2 separate regions of the Homo sapiens genome follow, and region 1 is linked to region 2. Evidence: chromatin contacts called from ENCODE Hi-C or POLR2A ChIA-PET data. All regions are on one chromosome and are shown on one strand. Each heading gives the region's core, a stretch centred on a gene start or an enhancer-like site at or near the end of the contact. The rest is flanking DNA. Distances are from core to core; before and after follow the strand shown. Region 1 overlaps LRIG1 (leucine rich repeats and immunoglobulin like domains 1). Region 2 holds the start of THOC7 (THO complex subunit 7).

What was found. Hi-C counts contacts between places; a loop is a spot of excess contacts on that map. ChIA-PET counts read pairs that join two places held with the same protein, here RNA polymerase II (POLR2A). Pooled maps may share reads with other maps.
Region 1: a pooled map shows a loop between it and region 2 (2.5-fold over the local background). The contact joins the enhancer-like site here to the promoter of THOC7 in region 2. A Hi-C loop is called at or near these places in 1 of 37 single-sample maps with no recorded cell type and 3 of 50 pooled maps. POLR2A ChIA-PET finds 5 or more read pairs at or near these places in 1 of 52 experiments (activated CD8-positive, alpha-beta memory T cell).

Annotation. Positions count from the first base shown.
Region 1 is chr3:66,474,209-66,478,660 of GRCh38, reverse strand. All of the region lies in intron 1 of LRIG1 (leucine rich repeats and immunoglobulin like domains 1), which reads left to right. Among named protein-coding and RNA genes, the nearest start is that of LRIG1, 25 kb to the left of the region's middle. Within about 2 kb of position 3,085, at least 5 of the 41 ENCODE cell types and tissues checked have a DNase peak (open chromatin) inside an H3K27ac peak, as active enhancers do.
Region 2 is chr3:63,861,208-63,865,342 of GRCh38, reverse strand. THOC7 (THO complex subunit 7) reads left to right here and starts at 1,538. Exons shown (of 8, transcript NM_025075.4): 1 at 1,538-1,571. The coding sequence starts at 1,553. It overlaps ATXN7 (ataxin 7), which reads right to left and starts at 1,476. Exons shown (of 13, transcript NM_001377405.1): 1 at 1,185-1,476. It overlaps THOC7-AS1 (THOC7 antisense RNA 1), which reads right to left. Exons shown (of 2, transcript NR_104326.1): 2 at 3,524-3,844. RefSeq lists silencers at 800-1,019, 1,030-1,269, 1,600-1,819.

The sequences.
Region 1 (4,452 bases), core at 1,836-4,335, 2.6 Mb before region 2:
GAGATAATAATGACATGGTAGCCTCTGTTAGTCCTCTAGTCAGAGTTTATGGTGCCAGGGCCTGGGAATCTGCATTGTAAACAGCTGTTGGAGGAAATTGCTTTGGAGTCTTAAATGTGAGGGCAGACTCCCTGAAGGCACAGCCTACCTTATTGACCTGTGTGGTCCTCCTGGCACGCAGCAGGTGCTTAATAAACACCTGTGTGCTTATTTCCAAACCAACTGTGAGTTACCGTTGGGTTTTCTTTCTTGATAGTATCCAGGACACTGCTTTCTCATGTCCCTGAAACTCCTGCCTGCGCACACCTGTCGAGATAACCATGGGTTGGCTGTCCTACACATCTGCCCTTAAGTTAACTGTTATTTTCTGCCCCATTGGGGTTAACTGGTTACCTTTTCAGGACCACCTACATGCACTGAAATTAGTTGTGTATTAAAAGCAAAAACGTAGAACCAAAAACTGGATTTATCTCCATTTATTTCCAATTCCATGGTAGCAACGTGCAGAAAGTCCTTTTCAAAGGCGGCAAATAAACGGTGTGGAGATGGTGGAGGTGATAGGATTTTCCTTGAGATGTGCTGTGGTTAATGTGTAACCTCTTTCATAAGACTTATGTAGATGTTGATGCGGCCTTGAAGCCATTGCAGGCCCACAAACTCAGGCTGTGTGTCGTGTGTTTGTAGCAAGTCCATGGCTTTGCAGCTAACTCATACCCCCAAGGTTTAATTTTTTTTGGTCGAAACAACAACCAACATCTGTTTGGTAATCCTCCTATCCTACAGCAGGCCACTCCTATCCTGTAGTGCATCACTCAAATAGTTGCTGGAGAAGGCTTTATTAGATCACCTCCCCTCCTCTCCCCTCTTCCTCCCCCATAGGTGTGTCTCCAGCACACCTATGCGTGATTTTACATTTCTGGCTCTGATGATAACATCTTTAAAAATGAGAGAATGAACTTAAGTGAGATAAAGGAAGAAAGGTGGAAAGGATAAGGTTTGAGGCGAGAGGGGATTGGGCCCTCCTTTTTGAGGATGACTGAAGTATAAAAACTTATCTTCTCCTTGTAATAAGACATCTTGGTCTGAAGTCCAGACAGTTTGCCTCTTGGATGAGGTTATTCCAGCCCTACCTACTGCTCCATTGTGCCTTGGCATCTTTGGGGATTGTCCATTTGGAGGGGCCAGATTAGAAAAGGAAGAGCATGATTACAGCAATGTTTTACCAGCAAACTAGGATCATCTTGTCCTGTATTTTTGCCTTGCCAGAATTACCTGTTTTGTCTGAGAAGCAACATTAAGCACAGGAGTTTGGATACCGTGGAATCCAGAGGGCAAATGACCCGGGTCGTGGTGTGTCTGGCTCAAGAAATAACATTTTGAAGTGCCACCTGGCCCTAATGGCAACAGCAGCCATCAGTTAAAAAAACCAGCTGTTAAGTAAGAGCAAGAACAGGAGTGTTTGTGCAAACAACCTTTAAATTTTCTGATCCTTGATGAATGTTAGTTGGTTTGTGAATTATTAACTTCAGCGTGTGTGAGGAAATACTGGCTGCTTAAGTATATTTTTATGTAAGAAAAAAATAAAACTGACCACACCCTCAGCTGCTACCATTTTGGGCTCAGTTCTTGCCTGCTCTCACTCAACAGACGTATTTAAAGCAGAGATAGGAATGCCTGCTCCTCACAGACCACATGTGTGTCGTGCGTCACAGTGCATCAGTTGCCATCACAATTTCACTTTGAAGGGAACGGAAGTGTTTTGCAGCCTGCTGGGATGTATAAGTAGGATGATCCCTACCGGGCTGCACAGAGGATCCAGAGTCCTCATGAGGATTTTGGTATAGATACCAGTGTAGTTGGGAAGAATCCTGCGTATGGAATCAGAAAACTAGGTTTAGTGAATTATAGAAAGCTGGCTTGAGAAATCCATTTAATGTCACTCAGCCAGCAACTTTTAAAGAGTGTTTTGAGGCAGGTTCTTTAATGTGACCCTGGAGAGACAGCCATCTTTTTCTAGTGCTTTGATTTACACAGCAGTGTGTCTCGCAGGAAGAGGCCAGCAGATTTGACTGAGGAACTGCAGTGTGGCATCTTGGAAAAAGGGGATTTGAGGACTTTGAGAGATAGGAAGAGACTTGGAGAAATCCATTTGTGAACCTGGTTTCCACAGCTGTTTTTCAGAGGTCTCTTGGACCTCTTAAAGTTGATACTAATGGACTACTTATTTCTTTTGACTTTTACCTGGGAAAGAGAATTGTGATTAGGCCCTTATCTGGGGGAGAGGAGAGGCTAAGGGAGGAAGGGGTGAAGGATTAAGGAGTTGGAGAGAATTGGAACTGGCCAGACAGGGCTATTTGAGCTTCACATACCTTTGGGTATTGGTTGCTGAATTAATCCTGCAGTGTAAGTCACACTTAGACATGCCTAGGTGTGACTCTTGGGGTTCATTTACTTTACTACAGGGTTTAATCTCTGCGCATTTCGAGTGAGGAAAACATGCTTGCCATGGGAAGGAAGAAAGCAGGTGCTCTGTCTCCCTTCCCCACCTCTTCATTGTCCTCAGTTGCAATGCCATTTGATATAGGTAGTTCTGAAATACATTGTACGCTTTATTCCCAGGCTGCAGGGATTATTGCTGACATAGACCATGGGTCCTGCAGCCAGCCCCCTGTGTATGGAAATGGAAGAAAAGAAATCAAGCTGTAAAGAATCTCTGTTTTGGGGCTTTGTAGTGGCGAATTACGTGAATAACTGAATTGAAAAGGTGCCTGGTTTATACCATCGTGAATACCCAGGCCTTAGATAAATATTGACACTAGTAGTGTGACGGGCAGGCCTACCATTTGTCTCATGCCCCTAGGAATAAACGATCTTTTCTCAGGTGCTTGTGACCTTATAAACCATCCTGACGAGTTTGTGCAGGTGCTTTCTGCACTAGTTCTTTGAGAGTGGATGGTTTTCTCCCTGTGCTTATGTGAGCTTAAACCTAACCAAATCTAAAGCCACTTTGGCTTATTGATCCTGGTTCACTTTGCCACAAGTAAACGCAGTTGTCAGCACAGTTTCGCAGAGTCATGTTTGTGTAGCCATGCGGACTAGACCTGGGATTGGAACAGCTTTTATTTACTTTGATAATATTTCAGGACTGAGTGTGGTGGGGAGTAAGGAGAAAGGAAAGCCAGTTTGGGGAGACTTAGCTGGAGTACAGGTTGCATCTGATAGCTGAGTGCCTGCCTTTTCCAGCAAACTGCTCTCACCCCCAACCACCACCTTTTGTTTGGTTCCCTATATCTCAGGGCATAGAACAAAACCCACTTAATTTTGTTAGTGTGCAGTATGCAGACGCAAGTCATTCTCCACCCTTCTACCTCCCTACCAATGATAGCATGTTTATTGGAGGGAAGTCATGTTGGAGTCACTTGATTTAGGACAGGCTAGGCAGAGACTTTGACAAACCTCGATTTGTCAAAGGAGTGATTGGTAGAACCTGGGAGATTGTGTGTTCGTTATATAGCAAGTGTTAGGCTAAGTCCTAGCTGTTTTCATAGGGCAGCTGCCTCAATGTAGCTGATCTTGTGGATGTCTCAATTTGGTATGACCAGTGGGCTTGGATTTTCTGTTTGGATGTGAAGATGCTCTGTGAATTGAATGGCTCTTGTCTCTCTCTAGTGCACAGAGAGGCTGTGGAGTACCTAGAAGTACACATGGTGTTTCTTAGATTTCTGCCTGTAACTGAAACTCCAAAAAGAGTTTACTGATAATTGACTTTTGACAAGGCTCTTAACCACCTTTGCTGGTGATTGGCTTTAAAAGAAAGAACTCATATTCCACAGGTACCAGTATTCATTATTTGGTTAAGATACAGTTTAGCAAGTGGAATTTGCCGCTAGGGTCCACCCTGTAAGACACATCCTTTGTGAGTAAATGACCTGGACCTGCAAATGGGAGTGGGATGGTTGGGGAGGGGACAGGCGTGTGGTGGGGTGATGCACCCAGCCACATTGAATGTAGATGGGGCCGGGTGCTGTGGCTGACACCTGTAATCCCAGCACTTTGGGAGGCCGAGGCGGGCGGATCACCTGAGGTCAGGAGTTCAAGACCAGCCTGGCCAATGTGGTGAAACCCCGTTTCTACTAAAAATACAAGAATTAGCTGGGTGCAGTGGCGGGCGCCTGTAATCCCAGCTATTCAGGAGGCTGAGATAGGAGCATCACTTGAACCAGGGAGGCAGGGTTTGCAGTGAGCTGAGATCACACCATTGCACTCCAGCCTGTGTGGCAAGAGTGAAACTCCATTTCAAAAAAAAAAAAAAAGAACGTAGATGGACCTTGTGGAAGAGGTGAGGCATTGTTTTTAGGGACTTTGGCGAATGATTTAAAAAAAAGAAATAAAAGTGTGTTGTGGCCTAGTCATTTTCACAGCCAGTTTTCCATTTGACATAGTAAAATTTTA
Region 2 (4,135 bases), core at 289-2,788:
AGTAATTTTTGTCTTTGTGACAAAAGTCAAGTTCTTGAGCACTAATTCTTGAGAGCACTGTAATGGTATTATTGAAGTCACTGGTCTCACATAATATGACTAAAATTGTACATATTTCTTGCTAGAGGTTAAACACACTTCACTTTAATACATTTGCATCTGCAACTTCTCCTCTTTGAAAGAACTGGGGGAAAACAGGGAGAATGTACCTAAATTTAGTAAGGAAAGTGAAACAACCAAGTTTATCCTACACAACTTCTTCATCCCGGATATGAAGATGCAAGATCTACTTGGGGGACAGGAAAATTGGAAAACAACGGTATGGCTGAATAAAATAACAAACCTGGGTTCAAAATGAGACACGATCCTGGTGCTAATCGTATCTATCCCACTGGAGGTCAAATCAGCTGCACTGGTGCCTGTTTCCTCATCCACCTCTCACCACCTAAACGTGCCATTTACGAGAAAGCTATCGAAGTTGAATCAAAGTGACTTTTGGAAAGAGATGCCAATATAATTTGCAGTGTGCTCCAAACAACTACACACAAGGCAACGTTTCTCATTGAGCACCCCCGCCCCCACTTTCAACTTCCCCTTAAGATAGGGACAGTCACATAGACATTTTTTGAAAATCAAAGAGAAAAATAAAAGCACCCCATCACGATCACCGACGAAATCCCGACTCTGTGGTGGAATTGGGTGCCGGGTGAGGACGATGGCAACACGCTCCTGGTCGCTTCGCGAACTCCTCCGGGAGGTCGCCAAGTTTCTCTTTCACCCTTTTTCCCGCACCCGCCGAGCCCAGGAAGGAAGGGGGCGGCCGCAGGGGCCGGAACCGCGCGACCTGGAACCCGGGGCCTTTTTTGATTGCCGGCCGCGCCCCGCGCAAGTGCCGGCGTTCGAGACCCGCCCCAGCGCGCGTGGGCGCCAACTTCGCGGGGACCCCCAGCGACGCGCCCCCCTCGGTACCCCTAGTCCCGCCTCTCCTGGGCTCAGCCGGATCCGGGCGTCCCCGTCACCCTCCCCACCCCCCAGGGAAACGAGCCCACCCCTAGCAGCGTCACCCTGGATGGGGCGGCGGGGCCGCAGTCACCTTCCCGGGGAAGAAGCCGGGACCCCGACTGCGGGCGGCCCGCAGCTCCCGCCGCACCCCCGCAGCCCTGGCGGCGTCCGGGCGAGCTCACCTGGCGGCTGGCTGCGGCCTCCGGGGCGGCCTCTGGGCGTGGGCCGGGCGGGGGCTGCAAGGGGGGCGGCGGGAGCCCGGGCTGCAGCCGGGGCCGCCGCCGGCCGCCAAGCCTCGCCCCAACTCGCGCCGGCCGCGGCCGCCCCCGGGGAGTACCGGGAGCGCGGGGAGCGCGGGTCCCGCGGCGGCGGCGGCGGCGGCGGCGGCGCGGCGCGGCGCGGCTCAGGCGTCGGAGCAGGCGGCCGCGGGCGCCGCCGCCTCCTCCTCCATGGCTGTTTACCCGGCTGCATTGTGGGAGTTTGACCTCCGCCGCCGCCAACCGCCGCCTCAGCTTGCGCCGCCGCCGCCGCCGCCGCCGCCGCGCACGCCATGGGAGCCGTGACTGACGGTGAGGCCCCGCTCGCCGCCACACGCGCCCGCTGCACGGCCCGCTGGGCCTCCCCTGAGACCCCTGGCCTCCCGGCCCGCTTCCGGGAACCCCTCGGCCTCCCCGGCCTCTTCGCCAGAGCGCTTCGGCCTTCCCGACCTCTCCCCGGAGCCCCGGGCCTCCCCGGCTGCTTCCCTGAGTCCTTCCTCCTCTCGCCAGAGCCCGAGCGCCCCTCGGAGACCCTCGGCTTTCCCCGTCCGCTCTCCCGGAGGCAGCGCGGGGCTATAGGGTGTGCCGGGAGCGTGGTCGGTGGGCTGGGAACACACGTGGGTGGCCGAGACGGCTAGAAGCGGTGCAAGGGCGGGTGGGACCAGAGGGAGTCCGGGTTTGTCTAGGGGCGCGGTGAGGACCCAGGAGCCGCGAAGGGTGGACAGTGGTGCCGGGCTTAGGGCTGGGGGCCTGGAAGGTTTGTGGAGGTCTGGGAGGGAGTGGGAGCTCCAGGGACGGGGCGGGAATTTCGGGACTCGTCTACAAGGGGTGTCAGGATACAGAGCGTGACACCAGGAGGGGTCCTGGGGCATATTGGGAAGCACTCACAGACAGTGGAGTCGATGGCAATGAGGCCTTGAACTGCGAGTGGATTGTGGGTGAGAAGGAGGAGCAGGGAATTATTTATAAAAGGAATAGATAGGGATGAGGTATCCGGAGGGTGATCAGGAAGTGTACCTGGGAGATTTACGGGGGTAAGGAGGAGCCAGTATAGTGATGAGACCGTCTAGGGTAGATCAGGACGATAAAAGATGTATGTGTGTGTGTTAGGAAGGGTGGTTGTCAGCTGGGATGAATTTAGAGGGGCAAAGGCTGGGTTTGTGGACAGTCTAAGGGAGATGGTCTATGGACTGAGAGCGGAAATAAGGTGACACTTTGGGGGAAGGGGCATGATTGGCAACTGGAGGGAGAACCTACAAGGTATCTGGTTAGGGAGGAAGGAGGTCCTTTGATATCTGGGAAGGGGATATCTAGGGCTCTTGGGTGTTTTTCAGGAGATGGTGACCGGTAACTGTAAATGCCTGTGGAGAGGCCACTTCTTAAGAGTTGAAGACCACCAGGGTCTCCACATTAAAGGGCCTGGCCATGGGAAGAACAGTGATAGGCCCAAATTTCCAGACTGATAAAGAGTAGTGGAGGTGGGAGGCTACTAAAGACCCAGGAACTTCATGTGGAATTTCAGCTTTGCTTCATTCCAGTTTCATTTATTTAGTGGATATTTATCCTTCCTGGACTAGGCTTTGGGATTACAACCCAGAACTAACAAGCAAGAACTTTTCCCTCTCCAAAATTTTGGTCTGAAGGGAAAGAAACATTGACTAATGAGTTTTAAGAGTGACAAATATTACCACAAGGAAGTACAAGGTTGGGAACTGTAGGAACATGTAACAAAGATTATTTATCCAATCAATGGAAATGAGAAAGCCTCCTCGAAGTTAATCCCATTTTTGAAGAATAAATAGATATTGGACTGGTGTTCTGGGTTGGTAGCCACTTGTATAAAGACCCCAAGATGTTGGAAGAACTCAAAGCTGACAAGTATTGCTAGAATTTAGAAAGTTATGAGCCAGAGATCTCTAAGGGCAATAGGAATCCATTAAAAGTTTTAACACTGGTGTGGTGTTAATCAGATTGGCATTAAAACACACACACATGCCGGGCACAGTGGCTCACGCCTGTAATCCCAACACTTTGGGAGGCCAAGGCAGGCGGACCTCTTGAGCTCAGAAGTTCAAGACCAGCCTGGAAAACATAGTGAGACCCCATGTCTACAAATACAAAAAAATTGGTCTGGCACAGTGGCACACACCTGTAGTCCCAGGACTTGGGAGTCTGAGGAGAAAGGATCACTTGAGCCTGGGAGGTTGAGGCTGCAGTGAGCCAAGATCGCGCCAGTGCACTCCAGTCTGGGTGACAGAGTGAGACCGTGTCTCATTAAAAAAAAAAAAAACACACACACACATACACACTGTCTCTGTTATGTGCAGAATGATTAGAGGAAGAGAAAATGAGGAGCTAAGTTTCCTCGCCACTTACTAACGTTTACGTAGTGCTGTTAGGTATTATTCTAATTGTTATCCCCATTTTACAGATGAAACAGACACAGGTTAGCTTGCCTAAGGTCGCACAGATAGTAGTTATAGAGGGTCAAAGGCAGGGAGACCACCTGCCGAGTTCCTGCTCTTCACTATTATGCGTCCTGTGTCTGCTACTTCTGCAGTGGCCCTGGTGAGAGACAATGAGGACTGTGACCAAGAGGGAATGCAAAGAGGACAGGTGGGAGGGAAATAGGGAAATTTGTGAGGTAGAATGTCAGGACTTCAGGTATTGAATGGATGGTGGGAGAAGGGATTTAGGATGATCCCAGGTTTTTGACTTCACTGTGTGCCTGTTAGTGCTACTTTTCTATTTATTGAGATTGAGATGTCCAAAGGAGCAACAGGCTTTGTCAGATGGGAGATAGGGACAGAAGATGAGTTCTAAAGTAATGACTGCAGTCAAGTGCCCCCCCACATCCTTAAAAGCCACAGGAATCT